2 separate regions of the Homo sapiens genome follow, and region 2 is linked to region 1. The links are chromatin loops, found by intact Hi-C in ENCODE. Cell type or tissue: A673. All regions are shown on one strand. Region 1 overlaps CDK14 (cyclin dependent kinase 14). Region 2 overlaps CDK14 (cyclin dependent kinase 14).

The links. Peaks named below come from ENCODE experiments on the same cell type or tissue, not always from the same donor. Only the 100,000 strongest peaks of a DNase experiment are listed, where the experiment ranks them.
Region 2: a loop joins it to region 1, with 2.1 times the contacts of the local background. A loop is called at or near these places in 4 of 110 quality-filtered maps.

The regions. Positions count from the first base shown.
Region 1 is chr7:90,774,926-90,782,925 of GRCh38, forward strand. The region is part of intron 4 of CDK14 (cyclin dependent kinase 14); the gene reads left to right. Among named protein-coding and RNA genes, the nearest start is that of CDK14, 180 kb to the left of the region's middle. RefSeq lists an enhancer at 2,187-2,246. In A673, no CTCF peak of the experiment used is centred here; a DNase peak (open chromatin) is centred at 3,786; H3K27ac peaks cover 4,168 bases.
Region 2 is chr7:90,722,694-90,730,693 of GRCh38, forward strand. It overlaps CDK14 (cyclin dependent kinase 14), which reads left to right. Exons shown (of 15, transcript NM_001287135.2): 3 at 3,874-4,119. Among named protein-coding and RNA genes, the nearest start is that of CDK14, 130 kb to the left of the region's middle. In A673, no CTCF peak of the experiment used is centred here; a DNase peak (open chromatin) is centred at 4,188; H3K27ac peaks cover 4,647 bases.

The DNA.
Region 1 (8,000 bases):
TCTAGTTAATACTATTTGGCAATGAGTAGTACTTGGGGACTCCTCAGAGCCTCATGGTGGTGAATCAGTGATGTGATTTTTTTGGTGCATCTCATTTCACTGCTTTGGAGATGCTTTTTTCATGAGAGTGGAAACTTGACTTTTCTTGTGTGATCCTGGGTGTGTATGCCTCTGTTAGAGAAAGAGGGGGCATTTATGACTCTGCTCAAGAAACAGAAACAGAATGCTTTAAACACATCTTTGGACCAAGAGGCTTGAAATGCTGTAAAGTTGAGCATCTGATTTATCTGCTTTTCTTTAATCCTAGCTCATGCAATGATTCATTCTCATCGCGATGCTGTATATGGCTTTTAAAACAGAAGATTAGGAATGAATGGGTTTGACTTTGATTTTTAGATACAGTATGATATGTAGTATGTAAGAATTAGCAAGAGTTTAATAAGTAATCAAAGATTGAGGAAAAGTGATAATATCAAGAAGTATATCCATTTCTTTTCTGCTTTTCTAAAACAGTTTCTGTGGGAAAAAAAAGCTACTACAGATAAAAATCTATTTGAAATGGCAACTTGACCTCAGAATGAGAAAATTTGATTTCTCTAGAAATGTGAAATACAGGTTTTTCAAAGACCTCAGTAATGTGTTTCTCCAGACAAGTGTGCTTGAAAGTAGGACCAGAGAAAAACGAAAATACCTCCTCCTCCCCCTCCCCCTTCCCCTCCCCCTTCCCCTCCCCCTTTCTCCTCCTCCTCTTCTCATTTTCCTTCTCCTCCTCCTCTCCTTTTCCTTCTCCTCCTCCTCTCCTCTCCTCCTCTTCTCCTTCTCCTCTTCCTCCTCCTCTTTCTCCCCCCCACCCTTCTCCTACCTGGCTTCCTCCTTCCCCTTTTCTTCCTTCTTAGTTTTTGTTATTTGGTGTTTGTTTGCCTTCACAGAATTCCTTTCTTCATAGTTTTCAGTGTATGTGGGTATTATATGGTACATGTGGCATTATATGGTACATGTGGGTATTATGTTTATGTATAAAAACTCATAGAGAACTAATTAACATAGTAGGTTTCAAATCTCAGTATGTGTGAAAAATCAATCTGAAAAACTCATAAGGATCTACATTTACTTATTTTTTATGAAACTATCCCATCTCATCAAACACGGCCCTTCTCTAGTAATTTCAAGAGTATGTGTAAACAACTACTTTTTACCTCTGTGGATGACTTGGAGATTTTTCCTGTGCTTTGCCTTCTTTTGATGTGTTTGGAGTTCTTCCATTCCTGGTCCTTGATAACTTTGCCTTACTTTTGTTTAGAATTTTTCCTTCTTTCATCATTCATTTTGGTTGCTTGGTACTTTCCTGTCTTCTCTGTTAGCTGGTAATCTCCTCAAGGGCTGTATGCATGTTATTTCTTGCTCCACCTGGAACAATTCCTTGCATCTAGGAAGTATTTCTCTTCAAAGTCCTGAGAAGTATACAACCCATAGCCCTAAAACTCCAGAAGGTTAATGTATTAAAATGGATGATTAAAGTCTCTCAAAACCGAACAATCAAACATCAAAGCAGATAAGCACAAGTCATCTCAATGAGAGAAGTGGAAGAATTAGAAACCGAGTGTGAGCTCGGCTTTAAAGTTCACACACACAGGGGTCATGGGGATAGAAAGGTCACAGAAGAAGTGCAAGCACTCACCTCCTGATATCATTGTTTCCAGGGAGAGTTAGTTTCAGGCATGAAAGTGCAGAACAAATGTAGATGTGAATTAAATTAACAAATGTCTTAGGACATTTGATAGTACTTTGGTTCTCTTTGGAGTTCTGATTGAAGACTTGAGATGACTGTTGCACAGAATTTTAAAGAAATTTGGAGTTGAAACTGTTTCATCACTGTCCGTGATCTTTGAGGATCTATGAAAAATTGGAGAGGCATTAGCAGTCTTGAGATGTCCAAACCTTTACAGAAGACGATAAATCTATGAACCAGAACCGAAGGAAATGGTGTGACATTCCCCTTGCACGCTCTTCTTGTTCCCCCTTCTCTAATGAAAATACTGTTCCGATGGTTTCTCAACAATTAGAAAGCAAAATAGTGACACGAAGTTAGTTAAAAAAAAAAAAAAAGTCATACTTAAATAACCTTAATTCCTTGTTTGGATCAGATTTTTAAGCTAGTAGACTTGCAGAACACTGTAGCTATTATATATCTGCTTATTTTAAAAATGTTGCTAAATGTTCCCAGTTATGTTCTGGTAGATAAGAGGATCATAGGCAGTTGGATGATGTGCTGTTGCTGGTGGTGGATCTAAAACAGGCTGTTCAGCTATACCTGAGAGTAGTAAGTTTTCCAGTAAGGTGCTGTTTCAGTATCTCTTTTACGTGGTAAGGACTTGGCTCATTTGTTTACCACTGAGCTTTCAACTATGAGGACACTCAAAATAGTTGAAAAACTTTTGAATGTTTATAGTAAAAAGGCGACTTCAGTTTTGGAGAGACCAGGCAAAGGAAGAGAGGCAGTGAGAAGCTGGTGTTGGAACCTGAAGGTTTAACACAATGATTTTCAGTCCTGGTTGCACGTTAGAATCACTGCGGGTGTTTTTACAAATACAGATGCTAGGACTTTACCCCACACCAGTTAAATCAGGGGCAGAGCTAGGCATTGTTGTTTCAAATCTCCTCTGGTGATTCTGATATGTAGCCAAGGTTGAGGACCTGTACCTTGTCATCTGTGCAGCTGCAAAAGCTCGGCCCATCCCTCTCCATGCTTTGCCTAGTGCACATAGGGGCAGCTGTGCCGAGCAGCAGCCAAAACAGTAGCCTCTATTCCACTGCTTCCAAGAGACTGCCAGGATGGAATCCTCTGTGCCTCACATCACTGTGTCATATCCCAGGCACTATCCAAAGTAAAAAAACTCCCTGATCATCCACTATGCCTCAGACTGCACCCTCATATTTCTTCTTCCCTTTTGTTTTTAACCATTTGCAAGTATCATGTTTCTTAATGTGTGCCCCACACTGTCCCTTTCCTCCATCCTTTAGGCTCTTTCCATGTGTTCTAGATATAGAACATCATTCTCTGATCAGGAAATTCCTACATATTTTCTACCTCTTCTCTGAGTGTTTACTTCTGCTTTAACAGAAAACTGGCTGTCTCTTGCAGTCCCCCAAGTAACTCATAAATTTATATGTCTGGCCTAGATTTTTCTACTGAGATCCAGACTCATAAATACCAATGCTTCCTTTATGTCTCCAGTTGGATGTTCCCAGACTAAGATCTTTTTCCCAAACAGAACTCTTGATACATTTTGTCTAAATCTTTCATCCTTTAATTTCACTCATTTCAGTAAATGATACCTACATCCACTTAGATGCTAAAATCAGGAAGTAATGGAGTCATCCTTTATAATTTCCGTATCCCAATTCAGTTTATCCTAACAGCCTGTTTGTTCTGTCTTCAAAATACCATTTTCCTTTTTTCCCATTGCTCTTACCAGTACCCTGGTGAGAATAGCCACCAAGTTTCACCCAGAGCCCCACAACAGCTTTCTGACTGCCCTTCCGGCTCCCACTGTGTGCTCCTGCAGGAATTCTCCACACCATAGCGAGTGAGCTGCAGACACAGAAGTTAATCATGCTGTTACCCTTCTTAAGATCTTTCAGTGTTTTTTGTATCAGTCCTTTATGCAGCCCAGAAGGCCCTTCGTGATCTGGCTCCTGTCCTCTCTAGCTCTTCCACCCACACCTCACTAGCTCTATCCTTCTTCCCCCATTTTTTCTTTCCCTTCCTCCTTCTCTTCTTTATTTTTGTTTAACACATCACATTCTCACCCTCTGAGCTTTTGTGCAGGTTGTTCCATCTGCCTGGAATGTTCTTGGTTTATTCTTTTATCTTCCTTTTTTCAGCTTAATCCTTTCCTGTGGAATGTAAAAATTGACCGACCTTCCTTCCTTCCTTCCTTCCTTCCTTCCTTCCTTCCTTCCTTCCTTCCTTCTTTTCTCTCTCCTCTCTCTTTTCTCTCTTTCTTTTCTTTCTCTCTTCTTTTCTCTTTTTTAAGACATGGGCAACTGGACACGGTGGCTCACGTCTGTAATCCCAGCACTTTGGTAGGCCGAGGGGTGGATCATAGTGAGTTCAGGTGTTCGAGACCAGCCTGGCCAACATGGTGAAACCCCGTCTCTACTACAGATACAAAAAATTAGCTGGGCGTGGTGGTGCATACCTGTAATCTCAGTTACTCGGGAGGCTGAGGCAGGAGAATTGCTTGAACCCAGGAGGCAGAGGTTGCAGTGAGCCGAGATTGCGCCATTGTACTCCAGCCTGGGCAACAGGGTGAGACTCCGTCTCAAAAAAAGAAAAAAATATAAAAAGATGTGCATGCTGTGTTGCCTAGGCTGAAGTGCGTGGTACAATCATAGCTTGCTATAACCTTGAACTCTTGGGCTCTAGTGGTTCCCCGACCTCAGCATCCTAAGTAGCTGGGACTACAGGCACGTGCCACCATGCTCAACTATTTTTTAAATTTTTGTAGGGAGAAGGGATTTTGCTGTGTGGCCCAGGCATGTCTCAAACCCCTGGTCAGAAGTGATCTTCCTGCCCCAGCCTCCCTATTTCTTTTATATAGCGTGCTGAGATTTTCCCTTATCACATTTATACCAATGCATATTGTATTCTTTAAAAAAGAACTTATTATAGAAAATAACTAGTAGAGAGCATAGTCATAAACTTCCATGAAGCCATCACCCATCTTCAAACATGGGCAACTCATGACTGATCATATTTCATCTATATTCATTCCCTGCAATTATTTTGAAAGAAAACCCCGGACCTTATATTACTTTATATTAGATTTATTTTTTGAAAGATAAGCATTGTGTTTTAAAACACATGACAATACTATATGATAACATGTAAAAAGTTAAATGTTCCTTAATATCAACTATACAGTATTAAAATACACTTTGTTTGAATCCAGAAAAATTGAGTCTATACATTGCAATGAATTGCAGTTACATGTCAATCTTTTAGTCCATGGGTTACCCCTACCATGCCTTTTTTCCCCTTGAAGTTGATTTGTTGAAGAAACAGATTAATTTCTCCTATAGAGCTTTAGAAGTCTGGATTTTCCTTATTGTTTCCTAATGGTGTTATTTAACTTGTTCCCTTATGCCTTTTAAATAAGTAGTTAGATTTAGACTTGGTCAGAATCTAACTGTTGATAATCTACTAAGTGATTATGGTTAGCAAAATGGTGATATTCAAATTCTGTCTTTCCGTCTTCATTTGTTACATGCAGTGCATCTATAGAGAAACTTCCTCAAATCAACTACAATATTTAATTATACTGAGGTACAGTGTATATGAAAGGGTATGAAAGGGAAGGAAAATGTTTGATATATTCTGTATTTAGAAAGTTTTAAAGTAATGAAATGATTCTGTAATACCCTCCAAAATGACCAATTAGGTTTTTTATTTCATTTTAAAACTTATAAATTTATTTATTTATTTTTATTTTTATTTTATTTTATTATTATTATACTTTAAGTTTTAGGGTACATGTGCACAATGTGCAGGTTAGTTACATATGTATACATGTGCCATGTTGGTATGCTGCACCCATTAACTCGTCATTTAGTATTAGGTATATCTCCTAAAGCTATCCCTCCCCCCTCCCCCCACCCCACAACATTCCCCAGAGTGTGATGTTCCCCTTCCTGTGTCCATGTGTTCTCATTGTTCAATACGGTGTTTGGTTTTTTGTTCTTGCGATAGTTAATGAGAATGATGATTTCCAATTTCATCCATGTCCCTACAAAGAACATGAACTCATCATTTTATATGGCTCCATAGTATTCCATGGTGTATATGTGCCACATTTTCTTAATCCAGTCTATCATTGTTGGACATTTGGGTTGGTTCCAAGTCTTTGCTATTGTGAATAGTGCCGCAATAAACATACGTGTGCATGTGTCTTTATAGTAGCATGATTTATAATCCTTTGGGTATATACCCAGTAATGGGATGGCTGGGTCAAATGGTATTTCTAGTTCTAGATCCCTGAGGAATCGCCACACTGACTTCCACAATGGTTGAACTAGTTTACAGTCCCACCAGCAGTGTAAAAGTGTTCCTATTTCCCCACATCCTCTCCAGCACCTGTTGTTTCCTGACTTTTTAATGATCGCCATTCTAACTGGTGTGAGATGGTATCTCATTGTGGTTTTGATTTGTGGTTTTGATTTGCATTTCTCTGATAGCCAGTGATAGTGAGCATTTTTTCATGTGTTTTTTGGCTGCATAAATGTCTTCTTTTGAGAAGTGTCTGTTCATGTCCTTCGCCCACTTTTTGATGGGGTTGTTCGTTTTTTTCTTATAAATTTGTTTGAGTTCATTGTAGATTCTGGATATTAGCCCTTTGTCAGATGAGTAGGTTGCGAAAATTTTCTCCCATTTTATGGGTTGCCTGTTCACTCTGATGGTAGTTTCTTTTGCTGTGCAGAAGCTCTTTAGTTTAATTAGATCCCATTTGTCAATTTTGTCTTTTGTTGCCATTGCTTTTGGTGTTTTAGACATGAAGTCCTTGCCCATGCCTATGTCCTGAATGGTAATGCCTAGGTTTTCTTCTAGGGTTTTTATGGTTTGAGGTCTAACATGTAAGTCTTTAATCCATCTTGAATTAATTTTTGTATAAGGTGTAAGGAAAGGATCCAGTTTCAGCTTTCTACATGTGGCTAGCCAGTTTTCCCAGCACCATGTATTAAATAGGGAATCCTTTCCCCATTGCTTGTTTTTCTCAGGTTTGTCAAAGATCAGATAGTTGTAGATATGCGGCATTATTTCTGAGGGCTCTGTTCTGTTCCATTGATCTATATCTCTGTTTTGGTACCAGTACCATGCTGTTTTGGTTACTGTAGCCTTGTAGTGTAGTTTGAAGTCAGGTAGCATGATGCCTCCAGCTTTGTTCTTTTGTCTTAGGATTGACTTGGTGATGCGGGCTCTTTTTTGGTTCCATATGAACTTTAAAGTAGTTTTTTCCAATTCTGTGCAGAAAGTCATTGGTAGCTTGATGGGAATGGTATTGAATCTATAAATTACCTTGGGCAGTATGGCCATTTTCACGATATTGATTCTTCTTACCCATGAGCATGGAATATTCTTCCATTTGTTTGTATCCTCTTTTATTTCATTGAGCAGTGGTTTGTAGTTCTCCTTGAAGAGGTCCTTCACATCCCTTGTAAGTTGGATTCCTAGGTATTTTATTCTCTTTGAAGCAATTGTGAATGGGAGTTCACTCATGATTTGGCTCTCTGTTTGTCTATTATTGGTGTATAAGAATGCTTGTGATTTTTGCACATTGATTTTATACCTGAGACTTTGCTGAAGTTGCTTATCAGCTTAAGGAGATTTTGGGCTGAGACAATGGGGTTTTCTAGATATACAATCATGTCATCTGCAAACAGGGACAATTTGACTTCCTCTTTTCCTAATTGAATACCCTTTATTTCCTTCTCCTGCCTAATTGCCCTGGCCAGAACTTCCAAAATTTAAACATACTTTATATCTTTAAATTGCAGGTATTATTTTACTAATGCACAAGTTGTCTAATTTGACAAATGGGAGCCTCTGGAATCTCTTTGACATGCCTCAGTCGTTTTTGTACTTAGATGTTCTGTGTCTGTTTCCTTGGCTAAACTATTGGCTCCTTAAATGGGGGGACTTGTCTATATTGTTTATCCTTCACTCCACACACAGGCTCATAGTCTCTCCATTAATATTTATTGAATAAGGGGTGGGATATTAAAATTTCATTAAGTGAAAGGCTGTCTTATAGAGGAAGACCTAGTTTAGTCTTTGTGGATTCAGATCTTGAATCAGAGAGTAAAACTCACAGGAAGCATTTTTGTCTCAACATAAGGAGGAACTAAATAATTTGAATTTTTATAGAGGAGTTGGGGTTCCATGAAAATGTTTTAGGGACTACTTTGATCCAGGCAGTGAGAGTACAAGGATAGACTATCAA
Region 2 (8,000 bases), 52 kb before region 1:
TTTTCACAGGTGCATAGTTTCCACTGATTTTTATAATTATCAACTGTGCCATAGTCAGATCCATTAAATGAGAGACTACCTGACTCAAAGTATGTATTGTAAGGCCGTTAAGGCATGAAGATGGAGAGAAAGCTGTACTTTGCAGTAGATTCTGTAACAGTTTCTCTTGCTTAAATTGTATAGGTTCAGAAAGCCATCAGAATTTCTAATTGGAGTTCCTCTGTTTCCTGAAGCCAACAAATGACTTTTTTTGCTTTATTGTATTTTCTAGAACTTAAAATACAATGTTAAATCAAAGTGTTTGTGAAAGTGGATGTCCTTGAATTTTCCCTGTTTTTAGGTGAAAAGCATGTAGTTTCTCAGCATTAAGTATGATGTTACATGTAATTTTTTGGTAGATGCTCTCTATCAGTTTGAGGAAGTTTTACTCTGTTTTTAGTTGGTTGAGAGGTTTTATTGTGAATGGATGCTGAATTTATCAAATGCTTTTTTCTGAGTCTATTGAGATGATCATATGATTTTTAAAAAACTGTGTATTAATTGCTTCATAACAAATTATCCCATAACTTAACATCTTAAAACAACATACATTTTTAAAAAATCTTAGTTCCTATGGGTCTCTTGCAGATGCTCCTTAGCTGGCTCAGGGTCTCTTATGAGAGTCCAGTCAAGCAGGAAGCTGGAACTGTGGTTGTCCCTGAAAACTTGACTCACAAGGTTGTTTGCAGGCCCTAGTCTTTCTGCACAGGTGCCTCTCCACAGGGCTGCCTCATGGCATGGCAGCCGGCTTTCCCCAGGTCTGGTGATCTAAGAGGGGATACTCAAGGCAGAGAGAGCACCAAAATAGAAGAAACATTGTTCTTACAATGTTTTCTCAGAAGCGGTATCCTATGATTTTTGCCATATTATATTTATGGGATACAAGTCAACAAATGCAGCCCACACTCAAGAGCTGGGGATTACATAAGAGTGTGAATACTTAGAAGTGGGTGTTATTGGGAGCCATGTTAGAGACTGCCTACCACTGTATTTTAAAATGGTGAATTACAGATTTGTGAATGTTAAGCCAACCTTGCATTCGTGGGATTAGTGTGACATTGTCATGGTTTACTATCTTCTTTATATATTGTTGCATTCAATTTGTTGAAGATGTACCAGTAATTTTTTGCATCTGTGTTCATGAGAGAGATTGATCTGTAGTTTCCTTACAATGTTCTTGTGTGGCTTTGGTATTGGAATGACACTGGCCTTATAAAATGAATTGGGAAGTATATCCTCTTCATCAGTATTTTGAAAGGGTTTCTGTACAATTGAAGTCATTTCTTCCTTTAATGTTTGTTTTAACTTCACCAGTGGTGCCACCTGGCCCTGGCATTATCTTTGTGGTAATGTTTTTGACCACAAATTCAATTCCTGTCATAGACACAGGCCTATTCATGTTATCTATTTTTTTTTTTAACTGAGTGAGCTTTGGTAGTTTTTGTCTTTCAAATAATTGGTTTCATCTAAGTTGTGGAATTTATTGGCACAATGTTGTTTGTAGTATTTGTAGAACATCTGTAGTGATATCACTGCTCCCATTCCTGATAGTAATATTGGCGATGTATATTTTCTACTTTTTTTTCCCCTTATCTGTCTGGCTAGATGTTCATCATTTAAAAAAAACTTCTCTGAAAACCAGCTTTTGGTTTTATTGATTTTTCTTTATTGTTTTCTGTTTTCTATTTTATTTATATCCACTTTCTTATTTATTATTTCACTCTTCTTATCTTGGTTTTTATTTGCTTTATTTATTTATTTTTTTTTTAGTATTTTAAGGTGGAAGCTGAGGTTATTGCTTTGAGACTTTTCTTCTTTTCTCTAGTCATTTAGTGTTACAAATTTTCCTACAGCTAAAGTACTACTTTAGCTGAATCTCACCATTTTCGTATTTTGTGTTTTCATTTTTATTTAGTCCAAGATGCTTTCTAATTGCCTTTCTCTATTAATTTAGTCATCAACTATTTTCTGTCATCCTTATCTTTTAGTTTCTATTTTAAGTAATTTGATTTCAACGTGCCCTTACATTTTTTTTTCTTTCAAATTTTCTGTGTTTGCAGTTCATTGACTTCTCAGGCCCATGTATTTATAATTTAATTGCTTTAGTGATGTGGGTGGTTTCTTATTTACTGCCTTCATGTCCTTAAGAAGAGCACAAAAACCCTTAAAAATATTGCATGCTCCAACATACTTGTAATTCATTTTTACTTTTTGATCATGACTAGAGGACTCTGCCTTGAGTCTTTTAAAAATATCTTCAGCTGTTTTCTCACATGCTAAAAAGTATGATAATATTTTTCTCATTTGACTTAGTTAGAATTCAGCCTGTGCTTAGTAGTTGAGACATACTCATAGGGTTGATGTTTAATGATTAAAAACTTTTTGTTTCAAAAACTTGAAATGGCTTATTTTAATTATACATGCTTTTCTACTTTAGTGGTTTTTAAAACATTACATATGTTGGAATATTTATTATAAAATTCACACAAGAGTGTACCAAAAATTGCTAATCTTGCCCGTTCAATTCCACATGTCTGGAGATATCTGATGTTAATAGTTTGGTGGTGTGTTTTCCTGTATACTTTTCACCATGCTCATACACTCACAAATATCTATATCTATGCATCTGTGTCTGTATTTATATCTGTATCTGTCTATATCTATCCATATACATAGCCGCATTTATACCCCACATGGAGTCATTCTATACATATTAGCTCTGTGTATCTGTGGGTTCTGTATGCACATACTCAACCAACCACGGACCCAAAGTGTGTATTCAAAAACTTCGTATTTTTACCTTAACAGTGTGGGCTTTTCATAAATATCTTCGGTTTTTCTGCTTTTGATAGCATATAGGGATGTGGGAACTTTTTATAAGAAGAAAAGCATTCTAAAAACAATTTTATTTAGAGTTATATTTTCTTTAGAGAGAACAATTAAATTAGTTAGCTTTACAGACAAGCCAGAGGCCATCAAATTATTGAATAAAGACAACAAAGTCTCCAGAGTATCGGGAGAATGACAGGCTTAGAACTAAAGTAAAAAGCAAGGAGCAAAAATCACAGAGACTGAAATAAAATGAGAGGGTGGGGAAGGCTGGGTGAGAAGAGAATGGGTGAAGAAGGAAGAAGAAGGGAAGGAGGTGGAGGTCTAGTGGAATAATGTAAACCAAATTTTGAAATGAATGCTTTTTGGTGTTTTTCTTTTACAATGTTATTTCTTTTTATCCATTAGCTTTGAAATAAAGGAAACCCCCACCATTGTCCTCAGTTCTTCAGTATCTCTAACCATTAGCTCCATTCATTCCAATTTGGAGATGAAATCAAGATGGGGACAGATTTTAAGCATACATATTCATGCATAAAACTTTTAAACAACATAATGCCCTTTCCTTCTCTAGCCTAGGTTAGCTGCTTACACGATGACCCATCAGTTAATGTCCATCTGATTTGCCTATTTTTTGTTTTTTAAATTAAGGCTAGTTACCCAACCTCTTAATGATTCAGAAATAAACCACTTCCAGTCAGATGGTAAAACGTGTGACAGAGTTCAAGAATCATGTTAGGGTACTACTAGCAGCCTGGGCCTTAAGTTTCTCATTTTAGAGGTAGATTTTTTAGTGTAAGCTCTAGTGTGAGATCTAAGTGTAAACACAATGATTGTGAGGATTTTTTTGTACTGTAATTTATGCTGATGCAGCTTTTAGAATGTGGGCTTTTTGGGTATTTCCTGAAACTGAAATTGGCATGCTTTCTAGAGTTATATATTGGCATGTTTAGTGATATTAAAGTTGCAGTGAAGAGTTCTGAATTTAATTTCTTCTTTTCTCAGATATGTGTCACAAAGATGTCTACACGGAACTGCCAGGGAATGGACTCAGTGATCAAACCCCTGGACACAATTCCTGAGGATAAAAAAGTCAGAGTTCAGAGGACACAGAGCACTTTTGACCCATTTGAGAAACCAGCTAATCAAGTAAAGAGGGTGCATTCTGAGAACAATGCTTGCATTAACTTTAAGACCTCCTCCACTGGCAAAGAGTCACCTAAAGTTAGGCGGCACTCCAGCCCCAGCTCGGTAAGTGCAGTCTTTTTGTTTATCACTGGGTAAACAGAAGGAATAGCCTTCTTATGATAGCATGCGGTGCTGGAAGACAGCAGGAAACTTTATCAGTGCCTTATTATGCATTCTCTCCCAGGGTGGTTGAATGTTTTGGAAGAGAGAGAGCAAACTATATATGGACTCCTTATTTATAAGCACTAAGCAAGCAAATGAATGAAATGATTCAACTTATTTTTGGAAAAATCATTTTTCCCCCTTAATTGTTTCTAGTTAGAGGAATTTATAATTAAAAGTCTTTTGTATTTCAAACCCTTGGAGAGGTTATTGAACTTTACTGTGTAGGCAGTAAGGATAGTTTTGAAATTAGCAAATTCACAAGGAATTTCATTGCAGAATAAATATCAAAATTTGTTCACTTGCGTTAATCCAGTTTTTTTTGGGGGGGTACTCCACCAGTCTTTCTCATGTGACTCTGTAAAGTGACAAGTTGAAGTTCTTTTCCAGGACAAAGCCCTGTACTGAATGGAAAATGCTGGAGTAGAAATCTGTGTAGGGTAGATTCAGTAGGACCAAAGGAAAGAAGAGAATGTCCAGAAAGAAGTGTTAGAGGGAAACAGACTTTAGATATAACTAGTGATTTACAAGTTAGAAAGGAACACACCAAGAGAGAATATTCTCTGTTATATTTCTATTCTCAAATACATTTTTTCCTACTTTTTGGCTTAAATTAATATACATTATTTACAATTGTATGATAATGTAAATTTTGGTCAGGGAAACCACAAGTATGCTATGAATAAATTTCCTTCCTTGCACAACTTCTTCATTTTCTTAGTTGTCATTGTCTACTTTTCCTTCATTCAAATTAAGATAATTTTAAACACAATTTGAGGCCTGCAACTATATGACAAAACTGTAAAATGCCTCCAAAACAAATCAGATAATCTATCAGTTTTTCTCCCCCACTGAGATTGCCCTGGCAGTTCTTCATAGTCCTAATTTAATATAGATTGGTTAACCTCTAATCCTATAGTCATAAGGCGTCCTTTTCTGAGAATTTTTTCCTCCTTTTTTAATGTTAAATACCCATTCTCTGGGTTACATGTCTTTCTTGTTCTTGGTTTATTTCATTGTTTTAAAGTACATCCTCGCAGTAGCTTCTTGAGAAAGGGTGATGGGGGGTTTGTCATATGACTATGATTTTATCTGTCGTTGATTACTTGATTAATAATCTGGCCAAGTATGTGATTTTAGTTTAGAAAATAATTTTTTCTTAGACTTTTGAATACCTTGTTTTATTGTTTTCTAGGTGCCTAGATTGTATTGAAATCCCTAGACTATTCTGGTTTCCCAGTTCATCCTTTATCTGCTTTTTTGTTTGTGGAACTTTCTAGGACTTTCTTTTCATCCCTGGTGTCATCCTTTTTCTTGGTATCAATGGGTGTTTTCAATTTTTGAGTTAATTTCTTTCAGTTTCAAAAATTTTCTTATATGTTTATTTAATTTTTTGTAATCTTCTCTTTTACGATAACATTTTTATTAGTTGGATGTTGGCATTATTGGATTGATCTTCTAGTTACCTTTTCTTTTCCCTATTATTTTAAATCTTTTTTTTCCTACCTTCTGGGTTTTTTTAACTTTTAATTTTTAACCCTTCAATTGGATTTTTAATTATACTAATATTTATTTCCATGAACTCTTTCTTATTCTTTGAATGCTCTTTTAAAAAGTATCCTGTTCTATTTCAATGAATAACATATCACTTCATATGTTTCTGAGGATACAAAATGTAGCTTGGGGAATTTTTTTTCCTTTTACATATTCTCTGAATTATTTCTGGATTTCCTTTGAGTTTCTTGTTTCTGTTTATTTGTTTTGGTCTCTGCCTTACCTGTTGAGATTTTTGGTGGGTCTATGTCATGCCTCTTGGAGAGAAACTGTTGGCTGTCAGTTTATGTTATGAGTAATGTACTCAGAAGTTGATTGGAAGCTCTGTGCCTGGGTGGCTTGTCAGTTGGTTGGCTTCAGCATAGGGACTCTTGGTGAAGACCTAGTCGTTTTATTTAAGTACTCTCAAATGTCGCTGTCTCTTGATCTTGTTTTTGTTACTGGGTGTTTCTCACAAAATGGACTTACCCAATTTATTTTTTTTAGGACATATAAACCTAGCTGTCACTATTCTGAGATGATCAAGAAGGGACTGAGGACCCTTCAGTTCTCTATGCCAACTTTCTCATGATTTTTTTTTTTTTCATTCGGTATGACTCTTCAATCTGATATCCACTCTGCCTGGTATCCAAGCCCCAGTTGAATTCTCTGATTCAACCTCTTCAGAGAATAAATCTCTGGCGGGACTAGGAAGGGATAGGGGGCTGGCCGAGGGAGACTGGGGCAAAGACCTCCACCTTAAATTCACTCCAACTAATCATATCATTTGTAGCCCCAACTTGAACTTCAGCTTCCAGTTTGTGAGTATTTTTGGGATTCTGAAGTATGAATTGACTTATTTCTTACTGGCTTATGCCTTGGATCATGTAGGTATCAAGGTTTTTTTTTTTTTTTTTTTTTTTTTTTCCCCACTCATCCTAGGCAATGTGACTTCTCAACCATTTGTGTCCTGTCTTTACATTTTTATTTCTATCTCGTCTCTAGTGTTCTCTTTACTCATTTTGATTGCCCTTATGGGTTTTAATTTTAGTATTGTTTTAGTATGAATTGGTAAGGGGGAGAGATAAATACATGTTTTCAAGCCATCAAGTTTCACTGGAAGTTTTCACAGTTTCTCTATTGTATTTTTTAGTTTCTTTAGATCATCTTGGGCTTACCCTTTCCTGGTTCACCCTGGGATGACTTTTTTTAATATATATTAGGTCATTTATATTACTTTGTGTGGGAACTGCTTTGCTTTCTTTTTATTTTAGGAATTTTTGCTTCAATTCAATGTGCCCTGGAAAAATGTCTTTTCTCTTACCTTATCAAACTGGAAATGGCTTCGTTTTCTCTTTCAGCAGGATGCTATAATATCCTGTTTTTTTCTGAGTCCTTTCTGTTTGCTGCCCTTTTAAAAAATATATTTTTTCTTTTTTTAAAATTATACTTTAAGTTCTGGGGTACATGTGCAGAACATGCAGGTTTGTTACATAGGTATACACTTGCCATGGTGGATTGCTGCACTCGTCAACCTGTCATTTACATTAGATATTTCTCCTAATGCTATCCCTCCCCTAGCCCTGGTGTATGATGTTCCCCTCCCTGTGTCCATGTGTTCTCATTGTTTAACTCCCACTTATGAGTGAGAACATGTGGTGTTTGGTTTTCTGTTCTTCTCTTAGTTTGCTGAGAATGATGGTTTCCAGCTTCATCCATGTCCGCGCAGAGGACATGAACTCATCCTTTTTTATGGCTGCATAGTATTCCATGGTGTATATGTGCCACATTTTCTTAATTCAGTCTATCTTTGATGGGCATTTGGGTTGGTTTCAAGTCTTTGCTATTGTGAACTATGCTGCAGTAAACATACGTGTGCATGTGTCTTTATAGCAGAATGATTTACAATCCTTTGGGTATATACCCAGTAATGGGATTGCTGGGTCAAATGGTGTTTCTAGTTCTAGATCCTTGAGGAATTGCCACACTGTCTTCCACGATGATTGAACTAATTTACACTCCCACCAATAGTGTAAAAGCATTCCTATTTCTTCACAGCCTTTCCAGCATCTGTTGTTTCCTGATGTTTCAATGATCATCATTCTAACTGGCGTGAGATGGTATCTCATTGTGGTTTTGATTTGCATTTCTCTACTGACCAGTGATGATGAGCTTTTTTTCATGTTTGTTGGCTGCATAAATGTCTTCTTTTGAGAATTGTCTGTTCATATTCTTTGCCTACTTTTTGA